Regions from separate parts of the Homo sapiens genome. Here region 2 is linked to region 1. A link is a contact called in ENCODE Hi-C or POLR2A ChIA-PET data. All regions are on one chromosome and are shown on one strand. The core of a region is the stretch at or near the end of the contact, and the rest is flanking DNA. Distances in the headings are between cores, read along the strand shown. Region 1 overlaps LOC400499 (putative uncharacterized protein LOC400499). Region 2 has its middle 40 kb from the start of SNN.

Region 1 (6,226 bases), core at 2,293-4,792:
CTGCGTCCTTCTGCCCTGCAATCTTGGGTCAGAATCAAAGCTCCTGCTTGTCAAGCCCTGCCCTGTGCCCAGCCCCCTTCAAAGGGTTTATGGGCGTTCGTCAGTCTCATCCTCCTCAGGCTCCAGAGAAAGGCAGGATGGCACCGTCCTTACCAAGGCCCTCTCCGATGTTCAGATCCCAGCTCTGCTGCTTGCCAGCTGTGTGGCCTTGGGCAAATTCCTTCACCTGTCTGTGCCCTCATCTCCTCATCTGCAAAACAGGGATGATGATATTACCTATAATGTGGAGGTTGTGAGGATCGAGTGAGTTCATCCCATTAATGCCTGAGTAGATCCTTAAGCACCTGCTGTGATGAAGGCAAAGATGAAGAAGAAGATGCTGATGGTCTGACAGTGATTATTATCGTCATCATCATCATCTCTGGGTCACACGTGAGAGTGTGGGTGACTTGCCCAAGGTCACCTAGCAAGTTAGCAGCAAAATAGGGACTCAGACTTGGCACCCAGGCCCTTCCTCACGGTGTCCTCCTGCCTCGGTGAAGAGGAACCCACATGGGGCCATGCCCTGACCACTGTCACTTGGCATGAACTCGTCCTGCTTGGCTGGGCCCTCCTTCTCCAAGAGCCACAGAGCCTATTCTAGAGCCAGGCGCCAATGCTTCTTTCACACCCTCCTGTTTCAGATTACCCAGCAACCCCTGCCCCAGTCCACTCTGCTGTAGGAGGAGGGAGCAGCTCCCAGGGGGTCAGGGGGCCAGGATGTCACCCCTCCTGCAAAGGATCTCAGCCCTGTACCCCACAACTGAGTGGACTGGATACCCTGTGCCCTTGGCTTCATCTAAACCCTTTCCTGGCCTCGAGGTCAGGTGACAGGGAGCCCTCCCGGGAGCACATTCTCTGTCGACGTCTGGGCTGCAGCTGTCCTTTGAGGTCCCTCGGTGGGCACTGCCAACCTGAGCTGCAATAGGGGCTGACTCCGGCCCTGTATCCTCAGCACCTGTGAGAGTGTTGGATGAGCCAGGCCATGCTGGGCTTAGGGACAGGGACGTGCTGGGCTATAGAGCTCGGCTGGGGTCCCCACCCAGCCTGTGAGGCTCCTCAGGCTATGTACACCCACACATCTCACAGCCTGCTCCCTCCTCAGCTCGTGTTCCAAGGACTCTGGGAGGCAGAAGAGATGAGCTCCTCACTGCAGCTGACCTGCGATTCTCAGGCCACCTTGGTCCTTGACGTCCGTGGCCAGAACCAGGCAGTCAGGTGAGGGGGGCCCCCAGGAGGAGAGGAGTCGGGGGAGGAACCATTGACTGGGTACCTGCTGTGCACCATCGCTGGACACAGCACCTCTCAATTCTCTGCTCAGCACTGCTGCATAAACAAGGGCAGGGAGGCTCAGAGAGGCCAAGTAACTTTTCCAAGGTCACACAGCTATAAAAATCCCTCATCCTCTCCAGGCAGGGCACTGATGAGTTCTCAGTCTCAGAAACTAAGTGCATCCAAGGCCCCAAACACTTATTAATAACTATTACTGCCCTTAGGCCTGGGGGCCTGGTGAGGCGCTTGGTGCTCTTACGTGTGCAGTAAGTCAGGGGCCACCAGCCAGGCTCTAGCCCTCAGGTCTCAGCAGTGAGGGAGGGGGTGAGTAAGCCACTTGTTGAAGGGGTAGACCAGTGGTTCTCACCTAGGGGCGAGTTTCCCCCCAGGGACTTTCAGCAAAGTCTGGGGAATTTCTGGTTGCTACAGTGGGGAGGAGGACACTGTGAGAGTCAGTGTATAGAGGCCACGGATGCTGCTAAGCATCTTACAGTGCCTAGGACACACCCACGACTGTGAAGGCCAGGAGTCAAGATGTCAGCTGTGCCAAGGCTGAGACATGGAGGTGGAGAGGAACCTGACAAGAGGGTGTAGCACCCTGGAGTTAGCAACAGGGGAGAGAGGCCTGGCACAGCGGCTCACACCTGTAATCCCAGTGCTTTGGGAGGTCGAGGTGGGAGGATTGCTTAAGCCCAGAAGCTCGAGGCCAACCTGGGCAACATAGTGAGATCCCCATCGCTACAAAAAATCTTAAAAATGAGCCTGGTATGGTGACGCATGCTTGTAGTCCCAGCTGCTCAGGAGGGTGAGGCAGGAGGATCACTTGAGTCTGGGAGATCGAAGCTGCAGTGAGCAGAGATGGCACCACTGCACTCCAGCCTGGGTGACAGAGAAAGACCCTGTCTCTAGTGAAGAAGGAAAAAAAAAAAAAGAAAAAGAGAAAAACGTGGAGATTGTAACCACCCTGGCCTGGAGGAGTGAGGGGAGGGGTGCTATGTGAGGAGGATCCCTGGGAGGGAGTCAGGGGGTTAAAATCCTGCTGTCCAGACCCTGCTGGGACTCCCATGGGACCAACCCAAGAAAGCTCATTGATGGACTCATGGAAGACTTGAAGCCCAGAGCCATGTTTAACCCTTGATACCAATGGGGAAACTGAGGCTCAGGGGAAGCTGAGGCTCAGAGAGGGACAACCAAGAAGCTTGCTCCTGGTGCCAGAGCTAGGCAGAGGCCAAGCCAGGACTCAAATCTAGGTAACTTGGCTCCAGAGTCCAGCCCTAACCAGGGCACCGTATGGCCCTTGGGCCTCGGGGTGTGTGAATAGCCCTGAACTGGGCCACTGATGTGATCCTGGCTCTCTGACTCTCTCTCGGGGAAGTCCCCTTGGTCTCGACATGGCCCTGGGGGCACTGGACAAGGTGCTGTCTTGCCAGCTTCAGGCCTTCTCTTTCCTTCCTTCTAGCAAAGAGCTGCTGTTCTCAGGCCGGCATCGCCTCCCCTTCCTCCTGGGTCTCTGCCCCAGCTCAGCCTCAGCCTCAGCTAAGGTAACTGTGCCCCAGCTGCCTGGCTCCTAACTGGTTCCAGATGCCCAGCCCGAGGCAGGAGGGGGCCAGGCCCCTCTGGGGAGTGTTAATACATGCACATCTGTTCACCAGCCTGCAGCAGGCTCCGGTGGGCAACCCTCGGAAACCCCTGGCTCCAGCTTTCCCAAACATACCCAGGTTTACATTCCTGGGCCAGCCCCCGTGGCCCCCAGTCAGGCTCACAAGCCCTTTGGGAGATGGGGGAGGCCTCCTCACCCAGTGCCTGGCGCCTGGCATTGCCTCACCCAGCCTGGCACACTTGTAGAAGCTGGAGCAGATGACACAGCCCTTTGGAGCTGAGCCAGCGTCACCCCCATCTCTGCCCTGCATGCAGGACTTGAGGGGTCGTAGGAGTGCACAGGAGGGCCCAGTAGTCTTAGGCCAGGTTCCTCTGTCCCTCTGAGCTGTCATTGTCTGTGCCCAGATCCGGAGCTCCTGGAGGGCATGCCTAGTGCCTGGCACAGGGCCCAGCACACAGTAGTTGTTTAGTAAAAAAAATAGGGCATGAATAGGTGAGTGCATGCATGAATGGTTACATCTGTAACTAGTCACTTCATTTTCCTACCAGCCACCATGTTTTGGTAGGCACCCTCCCAGCCCTGGCCCAGGCCACCTTTGTCTACAGAGCATGCGCTATGTGCTGGGTCCCCTGCCGCATTTACACGTGATTTTGGAGTTCCTCAAACTTCGCTCCAACTGCACAGTCATTCAGGGAACTTCTTTATTTATTTATTTAATTTTTAAATTTTTTTTGAGACACAGTCTCTCTTTGTCACCCAGGCTGGAGTGCAGTGGCACAATTTCGGCTCACTGCAACCTCCGCCTCCCCGGTTCAAGCGATTCTCCTGCCCCAGCCTCCTGAGTAGCTGGAATGACAGGCGTGCGCCACCACGCCTGGCTAATTTTTGTATTTTTGGTAGAGACAGGGTTTCACCGTGATATCCAGGCTGGTCGCAAACTCCTGACCTTAAATGATCCACCCACCTCGGCCTCCCAAAGTGTTGGGATTACAGGCGTGAGCCACTGCGCCCAGCCTTATTTTTTGTTTTTAGAATGTCTTTTTGAGACAGGGTCTTGCTCTGTCACCCAGGTTGGAGTGTGGTGACGTGATCATAGCTCACTGCAGCCTCAAACTCCTGGGTGCAAGTGATCCTCCTGCCTCAGCCTCTGGAGTAGCTGGGACTACAGGTGGTACCACCACACCTGGCTCCATTCCGGGAGCTTCTTAGTTTTTTCCCAAGTTTTATTTTGAGTTATTTCAACCTATATAAAAGCTACTGTAGGACAGTGAACATTGACCAATTGTTAATATCTTTCCATCTTTCTTATCTGTTACATAAATTTGTATCATCACACATTTTTTCTGTATCATTAAGAATTAATATAGAGACGTTTCTGAAGACATCAACTTTTTACTCTGAAATACTTCAACTATTTCCTGTAACAAGGATATTTTCTGATTTAACACGGTAATTACAACATTCCAGAAACTGAACGTTGAATTAATACCTTCATTTAATGTACAGCCCATATACAATTTCCCAGCTTTCCCACTAATGTTCTTTCAAAAAACTGTTTTGTTTTGTTTTAAATCCGGGATGCAGGCCAAGATCACGCAGCATTCGTAGTTGCCATGTCTTTTTAATTTTCTTAATCTAGAACAGAGGTCTACAAACTTTTATTGTAAAGTAAAATGTTGTGGGGGTTGCAGGCCTTATGGTCCCTGTTACAACTACTCAGAATTGTCACTGTAACACAAAAGCAGCTATAGACGATATGTAAGTGAATAGACATGGCTGTTACAATAAAACTTTTTATAAAATCAGGTTGTGGGCCAAATTTGACCCAAAAGCCAACTCCTGATCTAGAATATTTTCCTTCTACACCCTACCCTTCCTTACCCAATGTTTTATTTTTTTATTTTTTTATTTATTTTTTCTTTTTTTGAGATGAAGTTTCACTCTGTCACCCACGCTGGAGTGCAGAGGCGTGATCTCGACTCACCGCAACCTCCGCCACCTGGGCTTATGCAATTCTCCTGCCTCAGCCTCCTGAGTAGCTGGGATTACAGGCATGCACTACCATGCCTGGCTAATTTTTGTATTTTTGGTAGAGATGGGGTTTCGCCACGTTGGCCGGGCTGGTCTTGAACTCCTGACCTCAAATGATCTGCCCACCTCAGCCTCCCAAAGTGCTGGGATTACAGGCATGAGTCACTGCATCTGGCCCCCCAACATTTTATTATACAATTTTTTAGACACTAAAAAATTGAAGTAATTTTACAGTGCATACCCACATACTAGATTTTCCTGTTTACATTTTATTTCACATAATCACATAGCTCTCTATCCATCCATCTTATTTTTGGATACATTTCAAAGTAAGTTGCAGATATAATTCCCCCTAAACATTTTATTGTCATTAACCACCTTCAGAAAAGTCCCAACTGGATGCAGTGGTTCACACTCATAATCACAACACTTTGGGAGGCCAAGGAAGGAGAATTGTTAGAGTTCAGGAGTTCAAAACAGCCTGCAACCTAGGGAGACCCCATTGCTACAGAAAATTTAAAAATCAGCCAGGCATGGTGGTGTGTACCTGTATCTCAGCTACCAGGGAGGCTGAGGTATGGAAGAATTGCTTGAGCCCAGGAGGTTGAGGCTGCAGTAAGCTGTGTTCACACCACTGCACACTCTAGCCTGGATGACAGAGCAGACAGACCCTGTCTCTGTCTAAAAAAAAAAAAAAAAAAAAATCCTGCACTGACAATTTTGAAGTGTCCAGGAAGTTATTTTGCAAAACATCCTCCTAATGTGGATTTGTCCGATTGTTTCTTGAAGATAAGATTCAGGCTGAACATTTTTGACAAGGGGTATCACTAACGAAATGACGCCTCTAGTGAGCGCGTTAAAAATACCAGCTCTTGGCTGGGTGCGGTAGCTCACACCCGTAATCCAGCACTTTGGGAGGCCGAGGTGGGCAGGTCACCTGAGGTCAGGAGTTCGAGACTGGCCTGGCCAACATGGCGAAACCCCATCTCTACTAAAAATACAAAAATTAGTTGGGTGTGGTGGTACATGCCTGTAATCTTGGTTACTCAGGAGGCTGAGGCAGAAGAATCACTTGAACCCAGGAGGCAGAGGTTGCAGTGAGCCGAGATCGTGCCACTGCACTTCAGCAGCCTGGGCAACAGAGCAAGACTCCTTCTCAAAAAAAAAAAAAAAAAAAAAAAAAAACAGCTCTGGAACATCTTCCCAGAGACTCCATTTTTGTAGGTTTTAAGTGGGAGCCCAGAATCTGTATTTTTAATAAGTTCCCCCGCAGTGATTCTGCTT
Region 2 (6,226 bases), core at 1,147-3,646, 220 kb before region 1:
ACGCCTGTAATCCCAGCACTTTGGGAGGTTGAGGAGGGTGAATCCTTTGAGCCCAGGAATTCGCGACCAGACTGGGCAACGTAGTGAAACCCTGTCTCTACCAAAAATATGAAAAACTTAGCCAGCTGTGTGGCATGTGCCTGTAGTCCTGGCTACTTAGAAGGCTGAGGATCACCTAAGCTCGGGAGGTTGTGGCTGTAGTGAGCTATGTTCACGCCACTGCACTCCAGCCTGGGCAACAGAGTGAGACCCTGTCTCAACAACAACAACAAAAAGCCATGTGCAGAGTGTTGCAGCCCCCAGCCCCGGGATGCCTGGAGCCACCAGAAGCTGAAAGAAGCAAGAGAGGACCCTCCCTAGATCCTCCAGGGGGAGGTGGTCCTGATGACATTTTGATTTCAAGCTTTTAGACTCTAGAACAGAGAATACATTGCTGTTTTAAGCGCCTCAGTTTGTGGTGATGTGATAATTGCAGCCACAGGACACCGATAGCTCACTTGTAAGCAGCTTCTCCTGCAGTGCACTTACCCCATGGCGACCTGGTTATTTATTTTCTGCAGCCCTGAGTCCAAATCCCAAGTCCACCACACGCTATGGGCAGGTGACTTTAACCTTGTTAAGCCTCGGTTTCTGCAAATGTAAACAGGGAAAATAATATCAAAAATAAGCAGACAGTGCTTAGATGAGTTGGGTGCAAACAGAAATGACTGCTGTTATCGTGGCTACTGCTATGCATGGGAGGCTACCTCTTGTCCATGCATCAAAGGTAATGGCAGGCCGGGCACCGTGGCCCATGCCTGTGATCTTAGCACTTTGGGAGGCTGAGGCGGGAGGATCATTTTGAGGCCAGGAGTTCAAGACCAGCCTGGCCAACATAGTGAGACCACCCCGACCCCTGTCTCTAGAAAAAAAATAAAATAAAAACATTATCTGGACGTGGTGGTGGGTGCCTGTAGTCCCAGCTATCTAGGAAGCTGAGGTGGGAGGATTGTTTGAGCCCAGGAGTTTGAGGCTGCAGTGAGCTTTGATCTCACCACTGCACTCCAGCCTAGGTGACAGAATGAGACCCTGTCTCACCACCAAAAAAAAAAAAAAAAAAAAGTTGGCCAGGGGCAGGTAGGGGAAGGCACTGCCGCCAGAGAGACCTGAAGCTGTGGAGCAACAGGGACTCCTGTGTGCCTGGAGCAGGCGGGGCACAGGAGGAGGGTTGTGTGGTTTGCAATGAGGCCCAAGAGGTGTCCCCGCCAGAGCAGGGCCTGCGGGAGGCTGGGATTTGTCATCAGGGCTTTAGGACATCATTGGCGAGTTTAAAGCAGTTTCAAAGTAGCACTGTGGCCAAGGCCAGACTGCGGGCACCTCCTGCCAAGTTGCTCCTCAGAGAGGACCCAGCTTTGTGCCCCAAACCAATCGATCAGTCATGCCAGCTGGGGGTACTTTTCCATCCATAGGGGCTGAGGCTAGGAGGGGAAGTTGGGGAAGCCAGGACTCCCAAACACAGAGGTTTGGAGCCCCCCCAACGCCAGGGGTCTGGTTCCTATCTGGACTCCCATGACCTCCGTTCTTCCGGGGTCCTGTGTGCCCGCCTTGCACTTGATGAGAAGGAGCAAAACCTGACCCAGATAGAAGTGCGCTGAGCACCTGTGGGTGCTGGAATGAGTCCAGGAAGGCACCCGAACTCCTTCTCTTCCCTCCCCAACACCTGGCGACTGATGTTAAATCTCCCACCGTAGCAGCCAGGCCTGTGACACTTGGAGATGTTTGCAGAGCCATGATTTGTTGAGCACTTGCCATGCGCCAGGCTGTGGGGGGAAGAGCGCCTACCACATGGCCTTGTTAATCCGTACCGCACTCCATGAGCTGCGCGCCCCTGGAGCTCCACGCTGGAGACTTGAGTCAACCCAGAATCATGATTCGAAACTGGCTGCCTCTGCCTCCGAAGCCCTGGGCCCTCAAGCACTGAGCTCAGCAGTGTCTGTTTAATTCTTCCCACCCCAGCTGCAACCAGTCCATGAGCTCCTTCCCCAAAAGCAGGTGTGCAGCCAAGAAGAGGAAGGAAGGAGCCGGCTGCTTCGAGTGTGGCCGCTGACTGCTCACAGCTGTGTTTCCCACCCCTCACCCACCCTTCTTGGCAGCCCAGAGGGACCCCAGAAGGACCGACTGGCCGAGGACAGGTCCTCAGCAGGGCCCCCTTGCCTCCTGGTGGGACTGACTCAGAAAACTCTTACTTCAGGCCTGCCTTGGGATCAGGCCTCCAGCTGGGACCTGTCTGCTGTTCTTCCTCCTGCACCTTGTCTCCTTACTCCCCTCTTCTGAGAACCCTCACTTCTAGAAAACCACATGCACCCACATCTCCATCACAGGCTCTGCTTCTACGGAACCTCAACTAGGATGAGGTCATGTCTGACTTCCCGGCTGAGTGCCTTCCCCAAAGTCCTCGGTGTCCTGCGGACAGAGGCTCCTTCCCTGCGCTCAGCCTTCTGAGCCTTCCTCATCTGATGCCTGTTAGGCTCCCTTTGCTGCTGAGGTCCTGGGTGCCATCCCAGCACTTGGTAAGAGGGGGCAAGCCTGAGTGCCGTGGCTTATGCCTGTAATCCCAGCACTTCGGAAGGGCGAGGCGGGAGGATTACTTGAGGCCAGGAGTTCAAGGCCAGCCTGGGCAACATAGTGAGATGCCAGTCTCTAAAAAAACTAAAATAGGCTGGGAGCAATGGCTCACGCCTATAATCCCAGCACTTTGGGAGGCCAAGGCGGGCAGATCACTTGAGGTCAGGAGTTCGAGACCAGCCTGGCCAATATGGCGAAACTCCATCTCTACTAAAATACAAAAATTAGCTGGGCATGGTGGTGTGCGCCTGAAATCCCAGCTACTAGGAATGCTGAGGCAGGAGGATCACTGGAACCCGGGAGATGGAGGTTGCAGTGAGCTGAGAACACGCCACTGTACTCCAGCCTGGATGACAGAGCAAGACTCAGTTTCAAAAAAAAAAAGAAAAGAAAAAATATTAGCCAGCCGTGGTGGCACACACCTGTAATCCCAGCTACTTGGAGGCTAAGGCGGGAAGATCCCTTGACCCTAGGAGTTTGAGGCTGAAGTGAGCTATGATCGTGCCACTGCACTCCAGCCCGGGCAACAGAGCAAGATCTTGACTAAAAGAAACAAAAAAATAAAAAAATAGAAAGGGTCAAGACCAACTTTGTTTTTTCCCTTTCATTGGATACTTTCGGTAAAAGCAAGATCTCCGGATGTCTCCTTGTGCTCTGAGAGCATCTACTGGGTGTTGATCTGGGTTGGGCGTTCTGCAAAGCGTTTACTTGGAACTCTAGAAAGAGTTCCCAGGACTCTTAGCTGGAAGAGAAAGGAGAGGAGACACGCAAACATGGAAAATCTGGGGCGGCCCCAAGTTTAGCGAGTTATCTGGGGCCACACCAACCTCAGGGCTGGTTGGGGCTGGGATGAGTCATGGCTGTTGGGCAGGATTACCTGCTTGAGAAACGAACCAGGTCTTATTTGGGTATTGATTCATTACCACAGAATGGGAAATATTTTTCCCTTCCTGTGAATCTTTCAAGGAGCAAATGTGTCTTTGTGTTCTGCAGGACTGTGCTTGTCTTGGGCCAATGGAGAATTACAGGCCTTGTTTTTTTTTTTTTTTTTTTTTTTTGACAGAGTCTCACTCTGTCGCTCAGGCTGGAGTGCAGTGACGCAATCTCACTGCAACCTCCGCCTCCTGGGTTCAAATGATTTTCCTGCCTCGGCCTCCCGAGTAGCTGGGACTACAGATGTGTGGTACCACGCCCGGCTAATTTTTGTATTTTTATTTATTTTTTGATATTGAGTCTTGCTCTGTTACCCAGGCTGGAGCACAGTGGCACAATCTCGGCTCACTGCAACCTCTGCCTCCCGGATGCAAGCCATTCTCCTGCGTCAGCCTCCAGAGTAGCTGGGGCTACAGGCGTGCACCACCACACCTGGCTAATTTTTGTATTTTTAGTAGAGATGGGGTTTTGCCATGTCGGCCAGGCTGGTCTCGAACTGCTGACCTCAGGTGATCTGCCCACCTCGGCCTTCCAAAATGCTGGGATTACAGGCGTGAGCCGCCACTCCCAGGCCTTGTATTTTTTTAAGTCTAATACATTAGTCAGGATGAATAGCAGAATGCTGCAAAAACCAGAATCCCACTGGAACTGGTTTATGCCATTGCAGAATGTATTGTGTCACTGGGAAGTGGGGAGGGCAAGAGCTTCAGGCCTGGCTGGATCCAGAAGCTCAGACCATGCTGTCAGGGATCTGTCTCCAACTCCAAGCCTGGCTGTTCTCTGTGTTGGCTTCATTCTCCAGTGGGCTTGCTCTACCTGCTGGCAAAGATGGTGCTGGGCAGCTCCGGGTTTTCATCTCACCAGCCTTGTAAAGAATTCGTCTTATTCAAGGAGCTCCAGCAAGGGTCTTGGGGTTGATTGTCATTGGCTTGGCTTGGGTCACATGCCCATTACTGGAGCAATCACTGAGGCTCAGGAGATGCTGGGTAGCCACTGGCCAGGCTTGGTCATGTGCATGACACAGCCCCTGGGGCTAGGAAGGAGGGACGCGTCTGCAGCAAAGGTAAGAGAGGCCGTCCACACCCGGGTTCCTAGGGGGATGGGATCAGACTGGAAGAAGCTTGTTTAGCCAGGCATGGTGGTGCGTGCCTGTAGTCTCAGCCACTTGGGAGGCTGCGGTGGGAGGATCACCTGAGCCCGGGAGGTAGAGGCTGCAGTGAGCCAAGATCGTGCCACTGCACTCCATCCTGAGCGACAGAGACTCCATTTCAAAAAAAAACAAAAAAAAGAAGAAATAAATTTTCACCAGTAGCACATTAAATAAAAATATAGTGGACCTAGTAGAGCTTGAAATGTTTTAAAAGGCCGGGCAAGGTGGCTCACGCCTGTAATCCTAGCACTTTGGGAGGCCAAGGTGGGCGGATCACCTGAGGGTGGGAGTTCGAGACCAGCCTGGCCAACATGGTAAAACCCCGTCTCTACTAAAAAAAAATTACAGGCTGGGCGCGGTGGCTCACGCCTGTAATCCCAGCACTTTGGGAGGCCGAGGCCAGCAGATCATGAGGTCAGGAGTTGGAGACCAGCCTGGCCAATATGGTGAAATTGGTCTCTACAAATACAAAAATTAACCAGGCATGGTGATGCCTGCCTGTAGTCCCAGCTAGTCAGGAGGCTGAGGCAGAAGAATCCCTTGAACCCAGGAGGCAGAGGTTGCAGTGAGCTGAGATTGCACCACTGCACTCCAGCCTGGGCAACAGAGCAAGACTGTCTTAAAAAAAAATTACAAAAATTAGCAGAGCATGGTGGTATGAGCCTGTAGTCCCAGCTGCTTGGGAGGCTGAGGCAGGAGAATTGCCTGAACCTGGGAGGCAGAGGTTGCAGTGAGCTGAGATTGTACCACTGCACTCCAGCAAGACTCTGACTCACTGTATAAAAAGAAGTTTTTTTTTTTGTTCGTTTTGTTTTTTTAAAGTAAAGTAGTGGGATCTTTCTCACAAACATAGGGGAACTAATTCATACCATTTATTGGAACAAGTCCTAAATTCTGGAACTTTCATCAATCAGCCCAGTCTCTGGAACTCCTGAGAAATTTACTAAGCGCATGGGATCTGGAATTGACTCCCAGGTTCAAATCCTGGTTCTGCCACTGTTCAGCTGTGTGGCCTTAGGCAGGTCACCCAACCTCTCTGTGCTTCCATTTCCTCATGGGCACTGGGGTCATGAGGTTTTCTGCCTCGTAGGACCATTGTGAGGATCAGATGAGGCTCCAAGAGCTTAGGGGGACTTGTCTGTGTCTCAGGGCTGGAGTTAGAACTAGCCTGGCTGACTCCAAGTTCTGGGCTCTTTCTGTCTCCAGCGCGGGCACACAGCAGGGACTCACTGACTGTAAAATGAATGAATAAATGAAAGATTAAAAGGGAAGGTTGATCTCTTTCTGCTCTGATTTCTGTCACTGCATTCCTTCAGCACACAACCTAGGGGAACTCAGGGTTTCTTAAGAAGCCTGTCTTAGACTTGGTTCCCCCAGAGGCTGATGCTGAGACAGAAATTTGGGTGCAAGTAATTTATCTGGAGCCAGGCACAGTGGCTCACACCTGTAATCTCAGCACTTTGGGAGGCGGAGATGGGCAGATTGCTTGAGCCCAGGAGTTGGAGACCAGCCTAGGCAACATGGCGAAACCCTGTCTCC

The links. Hi-C counts contacts between places; a loop is a spot of excess contacts on that map. ChIA-PET counts read pairs that join two places held with the same protein, here RNA polymerase II (POLR2A). Pooled maps may share reads with other maps.
Region 2: a loop to region 1 is called in a map of MCF 10A, with 5 times the contacts of the local background. The contact joins two enhancer-like sites. A Hi-C loop is called at or near these places in 5 of 168 maps with a recorded cell type or tissue (GM13976, MCF 10A, gastrocnemius medialis and 2 more), 2 of 37 single-sample maps with no recorded cell type and 2 of 50 pooled maps. POLR2A ChIA-PET finds 5 or more read pairs at or near these places in 6 of 52 experiments (H1, PC-9, WTC11 and 1 more).

The regions. Positions count from the first base shown.
Region 1 is chr16:11,407,872-11,414,097 of GRCh38, reverse strand. It overlaps LOC400499 (putative uncharacterized protein LOC400499), which reads left to right. Exons shown (of 67, transcript NM_001370704.1): 45 at 1,145-1,257; 46 at 2,771-2,852. Among named protein-coding and RNA genes, the nearest start is that of RMI2, 66 kb to the right of the region's middle. RefSeq lists an enhancer at 1-177. Within about 2 kb of position 3,542, at least 2 of the 41 ENCODE cell types and tissues checked have a DNase peak (open chromatin) inside an H3K27ac peak, as active enhancers do.
Region 2 is chr16:11,625,446-11,631,671 of GRCh38, reverse strand. It overlaps a transcript of LITAF not described here. Among named protein-coding and RNA genes, the nearest start is that of SNN, 40 kb to the left of the region's middle. RefSeq lists an enhancer at 4,054-4,588. Within about 2 kb of position 2,396, at least 22 of the 41 ENCODE cell types and tissues checked have a DNase peak (open chromatin) inside an H3K27ac peak, as active enhancers do.